Linked DNA regions of Homo sapiens: region 1 is linked to region 2. Evidence: chromatin contacts called from ENCODE Hi-C or POLR2A ChIA-PET data. All regions are on one chromosome and are shown on one strand. The core of a region is the stretch at or near the end of the contact, and the rest is flanking DNA. Distances in the headings are between cores, read along the strand shown. Region 1 has its middle 74 kb from the start of OTUD1. Region 2 has its middle 27 kb from the start of OTUD1.

Region 1 (5,158 bases), core at 123-2,622, 100 kb before region 2:
TTCCATGCCTCCAATCTAAAGCTATCCTTCATTTCCATTCATTGTTTGAATTCCTATACTCATCAATGGAGTTCAAAGCAAATGGTCAAGGCTTTGCTCTAATCACTGCAGTTATAAGATGCATTGTTTGACCCGGATCCCAGCCTGAGATTCAGACTGCAGCCACTATAAGTCTTTTCCAGTTGATATGTTGCCTGAGAGGAGACTGACTGAACATGCAATATCCATTGTCACCCTCCTGTGACATCTTCTCTGGGCAAATCAGCCTTGGTCCAGCAGTGGAAGATGGAGCATGCACTTTCTAGATGTCAATTATGATATACAATATCTAAGCCATTCAGAAGATGAAATCCTTTTGCTTCTGAAAATAAGACTGTACATATTAGTAGGGGCTAAGTTGTCACAGTAATAAAAAGAAAACAAAAACCAGGAGAATCAAGTGGAAAAGTTTGCTTCAAGAAACAGCTACACCAGGCCAGGCATGGTGGCTCATGACTGCAATCCCAGCACTTTGGGAGGCCAAGGTGCGAGGATCACTTGAGCCCAGGAGTTGAAGACCATTCTGGGCAACATGGGGAGACCCCATCACTACAAAGAATAAAAAAACTAGCCAAGCGGAGTGATAATGTGCCTGTAGTCACAGTTACTCGGGAGGCTGAGGAGGAAGGATCACTTGAGCCGGGGAAGTTGAGGCTGCAGTGAGACGTGATGATGCCACTGCACTCCAGCCTGGGTGACAGAGTGAGACCCTGTCTCAAAAAAAAAAAAAAAAAAAAAAAAAGAGGAAAGAAAGAAAGAAAGAGAGAGAGAGAGCAAAAAGAAGGAAAGAAAGAAAAGAAAGAGGGAAAGAGAAAGAAAGAAGGAAAGAAAGAGAGAGAGAGAGAGGATGGAAGAAGGAGGTGAGGGAAAGAAGGAAGGAAGGAAGGAGAAAGGAAGGAAGGAAGGAAAGAAGGAAGGAAGGAAGAAAGAAAAGAAAAGAAAAGAACTACACCTTACATTGTGTAGTATGGGGGTAATAAGAGGAAGGAGCTACTCTTGCTCTGTTCCTAACTAAAGAATACCTAAGCTTTGCTTTTCTCTTGTGGTTGAGGAAACTTTACTTGGCAAACCAGCAAATCTCTTATTCCTTAAGTCTGAGGTCACTTCTTCCAGGACCACCTTTCTGACCCTCTCCCCAACATTCCCAAGGTTGGCTACACGCTCCCTCTCTGTCCACATTGACCTCATCATATTGTATTAAACAGATTTATTGACTCCTCTGACTCCTGCACCATCCTGTAAATTTCTTCAGGGCAGGAACCATTTCTTAATAGCCTCTGTCACTTCAACCCAAGCACCTAGTAGATTCTTATCAAGTGTTTGTAAATGAATTCGTCATTCATTGATGGTTTGTGAGTCAGATAAACCACAAATTCAATTCTAAGAAAGATGGCACCATCTCAGACCTGCTAGTCAACTAAACCATGGGAAAAAGCAAAACAGCCCAACAGGCTTTTCCATTGTCGTGGGCTGTGTGGGGGTCCCATGGACATCTCAGGCATTAGGGAAAGAAAGTCAGAGAGGCCACACAATGCAGCCACGGACATTGATTGTCCTCCTGTCTTCATACTCCTGGGGTGTCCCTTGGAGTTCCTGAGCCACCTCACAATAGTTTGGGACCACAGGAAGAGCCATTTGGAGATTGCTTGTGTGCCAGCTTGCTTCAAGATCACAGTGACCTTGAAACAAACTTTTTTTTTTGAGACAGAGTCTCACTTTGTCGCCCAGGCTGGAGTGCAGTGGCGCCATCTTGGCTCACTGCAACCTCTGCCTCCTCGGCTCAAGTAATTCTCTGTCTCAGCCTCCTGAGTAGCTAAGATTATAGGCACCTGCCACCGTGCCTGGCTAATTTTTTTGTATTTTTTTTTTTAGTAGAGATGGGGTTTCACCATCTTTGCCAGGCTGGTCTTGAACTCCTGACCTTGTGATCCGCCCGCCTTGGCCTCCCGAAGTGCTGGGATTACAAGTATGAGTCACCATGCCCAACTCAAACTTCTTATAAATTCTGTTGACTCAAAGAATAGTTGTATAATCCTTATACCTAGAGAGCTCTTTAGACATTTAAAGGCATAGAAACGTTCTGGTATAGTCATATTGATAGACAGGACTAGCTGGATTTCCTGGGCAGACTAAGAATCCCTAAGCCTAGCTGGGAAGGTGACTGCATCCACCTTTAAACACGGGGCTTGCAACTTAGCTCATACCCGACCAATCAGGTAGTAAAGAGAGCTCACTAAAACGCTAATTAGGCAAAAACAGCAGGTAAAGAAATAGCCAATCATCTATTGCCTGAGAGCACAGGGGGAGGGACAATGATCAGGATATAAACCCAGGCATTCCGGCCAGCAATGGCCACCTGCTTTGGATCCCCTCGCTTTGTATGGGAGCTCTATTTTCACTCTATTAAATCTTGCAGCTGCACACTCTTCTGGTCCATGTTTGTTACGGCTGGAGCTGAGCTTTCACTCGCCGTCCACTACTGCTGTTTGCCTCTGTCGCAGACCCGTCACTGACTTTCACCACTCCGGATCCGGCAGGGTGTCTGCTGTGCTTCTGATCCAGCGGGGCGCCCAATGGGATAAAGGCTTGCCATTGTTGCTGCACAGTTAAGTGCCTGGGTTCGTCCTAATCGAGCTGAATACTAGTTGCTGGGTTCTACGGTTCTCTTCCGTGACCCATGGCTTCTAATAGAGCTATAACACTCACCGCCTGGCCCAAGATTCTATTCCTTGGAATCCATGAGGCCAAGAATGCCAGGTTAGAGAACAAGAGGCTTGCTGCCATCTTGGAAGTGGCCCACAACCATCTTGGGAGTTCTGAGAGCAAGGACCCCCCGGTAACAATATGATGTGAATTATTTGGTCAATTCTGATTATTTCTTCTCAAGACAATGCTTTGCTTCAAACCCCGTTTGTGGTGACCTTTCAGAAGGGTGACAGGACACAGGCATTACTCACAGCACAGTAGTTCCCTCTTATCCACAGGGGATAAGTTCCAAGACTCCTTGTGGATGCCCGAAACCCTTAGTAGAACCCAATCCTATATATGCTATGTTTTCTTAATACACACATCCCTATGATAAAGTTCAATTTATAAACTAGGCACAGTAAGGGATTAGCAACAATAGCCAGTACACTATTTGTGCTTTGGGATCATTATTAAGTGAAATAAGGGTGACAAACACAAGCAATGCGACAACAGGACAGTTGATCTGACAACCGAGACAGCTAAGTGACCAAAGGGATCCGCTGGACTGAGGGATGAGTCACACCCTGAGCAGGATGGAGCAGGATGACGCAAGATTTCATCATGTTACTCAGAACAGCGTGACATTTAAAACTGATGAATTGTTTAGTTCTGGAGTTTTCCATTTAATATTTTCAGATTGTGGTTGACCAAGGATAAACGAAACCACAGAAAGCAAAAACTAAATATGCTGGGACTACTGTATTCTTGCTTTCTCTCTCTACCAAATCAATAAATGTGAACTGGCGTCCATGTGCATTCTCTTACTGAGTTAACCAGGCTTGCAGATTTCCGGAACATTGGTACAAATAACAGGATATTATTTCTAAGGGAGCAAAACAAACATACACATGAGTTCATTTTGTATAAGTATAGATATATCCATTGTATATGTATAAGTATAGATATATCCATTGATTCTTCTCTTGAGTCATAATTACTTGTTTAAAAAATAAAATAAAATCAGATTCAAGTTGCAAGTCCTTGGTACTCCACTAAGCTACATATCCATTTAGAAAAGAAGAAGAGGGCTAATTGGGGGATACATTTCAAGACAGCCGAATAGGAACAGCTCCAGTCTACAGCTCCCAGCGTGAGTGACGCAAAAGACGGGTTATTTCTGCATTTCCATCTGAGGTACCAGGTTCATCTCACTAGGGAGTGCCAGACAGTGGGCGCAGGACAGTGGGTGCAGCGCACTGTGTGCGAGCCGAAGGAGGGCAAGGCATTGCCTCACTCAGGAAGGGCAAGGGGTCAGGGAGTTCCCTTACCTAGTCAAAGAAAGGGGTGACAGACGGCACCTGGAAAATCGGGTCACTCCCACCCTAATACTGCACTTTTCCAATGGGCTTAAAAAACGGTGCACCAGGAGATTATATCCCGCACCTGGCTCAGAGGGTCCGATGCCCATGGAGTCTCGATGATTGCTAGCATAGCAGTCTGGGTTCAAACTGCAAGGCGGCAGCAAGGCTAGGGGAGGGGCGCCCGCCATTGCCCAGGCTTGCTTAGGTAAACAAAGCAGCCGGGAAGCTCGAAGAGGGTGGAGCCCACCACAGCTCAAGGAGGCCTGCCTGCCTCTGTAGGCTCCACCTATGGGGGCAGGGCACAGACAAACAAAAAGACAGCAGTAACCTCTGCAGACTTAAATGTCCCTCTCTGACAGCTTTGAAGAGAGCAGTGGTACTCCCAGCACGCAGCTGGAGATCTGAGAACAGGCAGACTGCCTGCTCAAGTGGGTCCCTGACCCCTAACCCCCGAGCAGTCTAACTGGGAGGCACGCCCCAGTAGGGGCAAACTGACACCTCACACGGCCGGGTACTCCTCTGAGACAAAACTTCCAGAGGAATGATCAGACAGCAGCATTCATGGTTCACGAAAATCCACTGTTCTGCAGCCACCGCTGCTGATACCCAGGCAAACAGGGTCTGGAGTGGACCTCTAACAAACTCCAACAGACCTGCAGCTGAGGGGTCCTGTCTGTTAGAAGAAAAACTAACAAACAGAAAGGACATCCACACCAAAAACCCATCTGTACATCACCATCATCAAAGACCAAAAGTAGATAAAACCACAAAGATGGGGAAAAAACAGAGCAGAAAAACTGGAAACTCTAAAAAGCAGAGTGCCTCTCCTCCTCCAAAGGAATGCAGCTCCTCACCAGCAATGGAACAAAGCTAGACGGAGAATGACTTTGATGAGTTGGGAGAAGAAGGCTTCAGACGATCAAACTACTCTGAGCTACAGGAGGAAATTCAAACCAAAGACAAAGAAGTTAAAAACTTTGAAAAAATTTTAGACAAATGTATAACTAGAATAATCAATACAGACAAGTGCTTAAAGGAGCTGATGGAGCTGAAAGCCAAGGCTCGAGAAC
Region 2 (4,693 bases), core at 748-3,247:
TATATTTTTAGTAGAGAGAGGGTTTCGTCATGTTGGCAAGGCTGATCCCAAACTCCTGACCTCAGGTGATCTGCCCACCTCGGCCTCCCAAAGTGTTGGGATTACAGGCGTGAGCCACCGCACCCAGCCTGACATAAGAATTTCACTCCTAGCTATACACACAAGAGAAGTGAAAACATGTACACACAAAAAATCAGACACAAATGTTCATAGCAGCATTATTTATAAAACTCAGAAACTGAAAGCAACTCAAATATCCATCAGCTGATGAATGGATAAATAAAGTGTGACATAAAACACGATGGAAAATTAGCAATAGAATAAGTAGTGATGTAGGTTACAACATAGATGAACCTCAAAACCATTGACCTAAGTGAAAGAAGTCAGTCAAAAATAACCACAAATGTAAGATCTGATTTCCATGAAATGTTCAGAATAGTCAAATCTACAAGAGACAGAAAATAGATTTAGCAGTTGCCTAGGACTGGAGGGAGAATGGGGAAGTGAGAAGTGATTGCTAATAGGTACAAGTTTTCTTTTTAGGACAATAGAAATGTTCTAAAATTAGATTATGGTGATGGTTGCACAATGCTGTAAATATATTTTACAACATTGAATAGACGCCTTTAACTGGTAGACTTCATGGCATGTGAGTGATATCTTTTTTTTTTTTTTGAGATGGAGTTTCGCTCTTGTCACCCAGGATGGAGTGCAGTGGCGCGATCTCAGCTCACTGCAACCTCTGCCTCCCAGGTTCAAGCGATTCTCCTGCCTCAGCCTCCTGAGCAGCTGGGATTACAGGCACCTGCCACCATGACCAGCTAATTTTTTGTATTTTTAGTAGAGACGGGGTTTCATCCATGTTGGCCAGGGTGGTCTTGAACTCCTGACCTCAGGTGATCTGCCCCCCTCAGCCTCCCAAAGTGCTGAGATTACAGGTGTGAGCCACCACGCCCGGCCCTGTGAGTGATATCTTAATAAAGCTGTTAAAAAAGAATGAAGAGGCATATTATGCTCAGTTGAAGTACTGACTAGAACAAGTCTCTACTCTCTCAGGCTCCATCACCCTCTCATCCTTTTCCTCTTTCCTCTTGGTCTCTTCTCTGTCATTTCTTTCTCCATGACACAACACACTCTTGTCTCCAAAACTTTTTCATTCTCCTACCTCCTTCCTCAAAATGTGGCACTTTCCTTTAACTGGCTCTATTGCTTTTTTTCCTGTTTCTCTAACTTTTGAAATTGACATGTAATAATTGTACATATTTATAGGGTACATAGTAATATTGCAATACAAACAATGTACAGTGATCTGATCCGGGTAATTAACATATCCATCATCTCAAACATTTATTTCTTTCTTTTCTTTTCTTTTTGTTTTGTTTGTTTCTTTTTTTTTTTTTTTTTTGAGATGGAGTTTCACTCTTGTTGCCCAGGCTGGAGTGCAATGGGGTGATCTCGGTTCACTACAACCTCCGCCTCCCGAGTTCAAGCAATTCTGCTGCCTCAGCACCACCACACTCTGCTAATGTTGTAATTTTAATAGAGACGGGGTTTCTCCATGTTGGTCAGGCTGTTCTCGAACTCCCGACCTCAGCTGATCCACCCACCTCGTCCTCCCAAAGTGCTGGGATTACAGGTGTGAGCCACCGTGCCCGGCCTCTATTTTTCTTTTAAATCTGAATGTGATCTCTCCTTCCCATTCTAGGCACTCATGCTCCTCCAGAGCTAAGCTTAGAAAACAAAAGAACACAGGGATAGGGAAACAAATGATCTCAAAATAGTTGATGGAAAATAGCAACTTCTCTTTTTCTGCAGGGCTTCCTTTTGACTGTGATTTTCCTTTTCCTTTTTGTTTTTTCCAGACAGAGATTTTTCTCCATCTCTGGCTCTTGAAGTGAGATCAGAGACTCAAAAATACCACACTGTATCATTTACTTGGGCATTTTCTCAGAAGGGGATTAACTTTGGCAAGAGTTTGGGTGGTGACAAATGACTCAGAGATAAAAGATGAGTCAAGAAGCATTGCTAAAACTGTGGTCGCTTCGCATCAACCTTAGGGATATGGTACTTTGCAACTTGGCAACCATAACATTATATTGATTAGTCTAATGGATTCTTTCTGAGTATGATAGCAAAGACAAAGGCAGAATATTCTTAGTATATCACTAAATTCTATCGGTCATTATTTGATACTTAAAAAAATACTCGTCCCAAGAAGCAAGGTTTTAGCCACACAGCAGTTTTCATATTACTGAAAAACCCGCTAGGGAGAAAGGCACTCTAGTGGATCTCTATTTACTCAATAATAAAAGCAAGATCAAATGACCTTTATTTAAAAACAAACAAGCTTAAAAAAAATGGCAGGCAGAGAAGGGAGTCAACTTTTTCTCAATCCACTGCTTGAGAAATTATCTGATTAATGTTAGCTCTGGAAATTTTTATTTATTTATTTTTTATTTTATTTTATTTATTTATTTTTTTGAGACAACGTCTCGCTCTGTTGCCCAGGCTGGAGTTCAGTGGCATGATCTTGGCACACTGCAACCTCTGCCTTCCGGGTTCCAGCGATTTTCCTGCCTCAGCCTCCTGAGTGGCTAAGATTACAGGCATGTTGCCACCACACCTGGCTAATTTTTATATTTTTAGTAGAGACAGGGTCTCACCACGTTGGCCAGGTAGGTCTCGAACTCCTGGCCTCAAGTGATCCACCCGCCTCTGCCTCCCAAAGTGCTGGGATTACAGGTGTGAGCCACCGTGCCCAGCCCAGAAATATTATTATTATTATTATTATTGTTGTTGTTGTTGTTGTTGTTGTTGTTATTTGAGATGGAGTCTTGCTCTGTAGCCCAGGCTGGAGTGCAATGGTGCAATCTCGGTTCACTGCAACCTCCACCTTCCGAGTTCAAGCTATGCTTCTGTTTCAGCCTCCCGTGTAGTTGGGATTACAGGAGTGTACCATTAGGCCTGGCTAATTTTTTTTGTATTTTTAGTAGAGACAGGGTTTCACCATGTTGGCCAGGCTGGTCTCGAACTCCTGATCTCAGGTGATCCACTCACCTCAGCCTTCCAAAGCGCTGGGATTACAGACATGAGCCACCATGCCAGGCTGGAAATATTATTTTTAATACAACTTTTGGACAAAAACCACATGATAGTGACTAATATTTATTGAGCCCTTAGTATGTCCCAGCCACTGTTCTAAGATTTTTACATGTATTCACTTAGTTGAACTTCACAATCACTTTATGGCATAGATACTATTATTTCCACCACTTTACAGGTGAAGAAACTGAAGCATAGAATACATAGTAAGTGGCAGGGTAGAGACTTGAATCTAAGACAGTCCTATTCCAGAGGACACACTCTTTTTTTTTTTTTTTTTTTTTTTTGAGAGGGGGGGTCTCATTATGTTGCCCAGGCTGGAGTGCAGTAGAACACACTGCAGCCTTGACCTCCCAGGCTCAAGCAATTCTCTCACCTAAGCCTCCCGAGTAGCCTGGACCACAGGTGCAAGCCACCATGCCTGGCTATTTTTTTAATCATTTGTGGAGACAAGGTCTTGCTATGTTTCTCAGGCTGGTCTCAAACTTCTGGGCTCAAGTGATTCTCCTGCCTCAACCTCCCAAAGTGCTGGAGTTACAGGCATTAGCCACCATGCCCCACCAAGGACACTCTCTTTATTTATTTATTTATTTTTTTGAGATGGAGTCTCGCTCTGTGGCCCAGGCTGGAGTGCAGTGGTGTGATCTCTGCTCACTGCAAGCTCCTCCTCCCAGGTTCACACCATTCTCCTGCCTCAGTCTCCCGAGTAGCTGGCACGACAGGCGCCCGCCACCACGCCCGGCTAATTTTTTGTATTTTTAGTAGAGACGGGGTTTCATCCTGTTAGTCAGGATGGTTTCGATCTCCTGACCTCGTGATCCGCCCGCCTCGACCTCCCAAAGTGCTGGGATTACAGGCATGAGCCACCGCGCCCGGCCTGGCATTCTTTTAACTGGCGTGTCATACATATTGCCTTTTTCAGTCTAAAGACTTTCCTGGGAAGAAAGTAAATTCCATTTAGTCTCATGAATACATCTTGAGATCTATTCTCAGTATCTATTGTGATGAAGATGCGTCTTAATTCATGTTGATTCTGAAGGTCTTTTAGTGCTTTTCTTGAGTGACATTTCTAGGACCCATCTAAAAACCTTGTCAATTAAAAGGAGAGTGTATTATCCTATAAATATTGTATTTATCCAGTTGAGAGAGGTCAATCATTAATTGTTTGAATGCCTAAGTGAACTGTAGTAAGCATATTTGTGAAGAATAGAAAGTGGGGTCTTGGGCTAGGCATGGTGGCTCATACCTGTAATCCTAGCACTTTGGGAGGCTGAGGCAGGAGGATTACTTGAGCCCAGGAGTTCAAGACCAGCCTGGGCAACATCATGAGACCCAGTCTCAAGAAAAAGAAATTTTAAAAAACAGAAAGTGGGCTCTTAATACATAAAGTTCTTAGATAGTATGCTAGAGTTTCAACAACCCACATTTTATCAAGATAACACATAATTAACATCATACAAAAGCATAGAGTGACTTAAATTTTAGTGCACAATAATAGCAGTGAACTGTGCTGAAGTGTCTGTATATTACTTACATTTAAATTATACCACTGATAATGAAGTTTTGCATGCAAAACCATCTTAAGAAAAAC

What was found. A loop is a pair of places that touch in the nucleus more often than their neighbours do. ChIA-PET counts read pairs that join two places held with the same protein, here RNA polymerase II (POLR2A). Pooled maps may share reads with other maps.
Region 1: a pooled map shows a loop between it and region 2 (3-fold over the local background). The contact joins two enhancer-like sites. A Hi-C loop is called at or near these places in 4 of 50 pooled maps. POLR2A ChIA-PET finds 5 or more read pairs at or near these places in 3 of 52 experiments (HEK293T, WTC11 and activated naive CD4-positive, alpha-beta T cell).

Annotation. Positions count from the first base shown.
Region 1 is chr10:23,510,750-23,515,907 of GRCh38, reverse strand. No RefSeq gene overlaps it. Among named protein-coding and RNA genes, the nearest start is that of OTUD1, 74 kb to the right of the region's middle. RefSeq lists an enhancer at 2,677-3,876 and a silencer at 3,778-4,046. Within about 2 kb of position 1,372, at least 2 of the 41 ENCODE cell types and tissues checked have a DNase peak (open chromatin) inside an H3K27ac peak, as active enhancers do.
Region 2 is chr10:23,409,660-23,414,352 of GRCh38, reverse strand. No RefSeq gene overlaps it. Among named protein-coding and RNA genes, the nearest start is that of OTUD1, 27 kb to the left of the region's middle. RefSeq lists silencers at 1,707-1,907, 1,907-2,107 and an enhancer at 3,858-4,359. Within about 2 kb of position 1,997, at least 2 of the 41 ENCODE cell types and tissues checked have a DNase peak (open chromatin) inside an H3K27ac peak, as active enhancers do.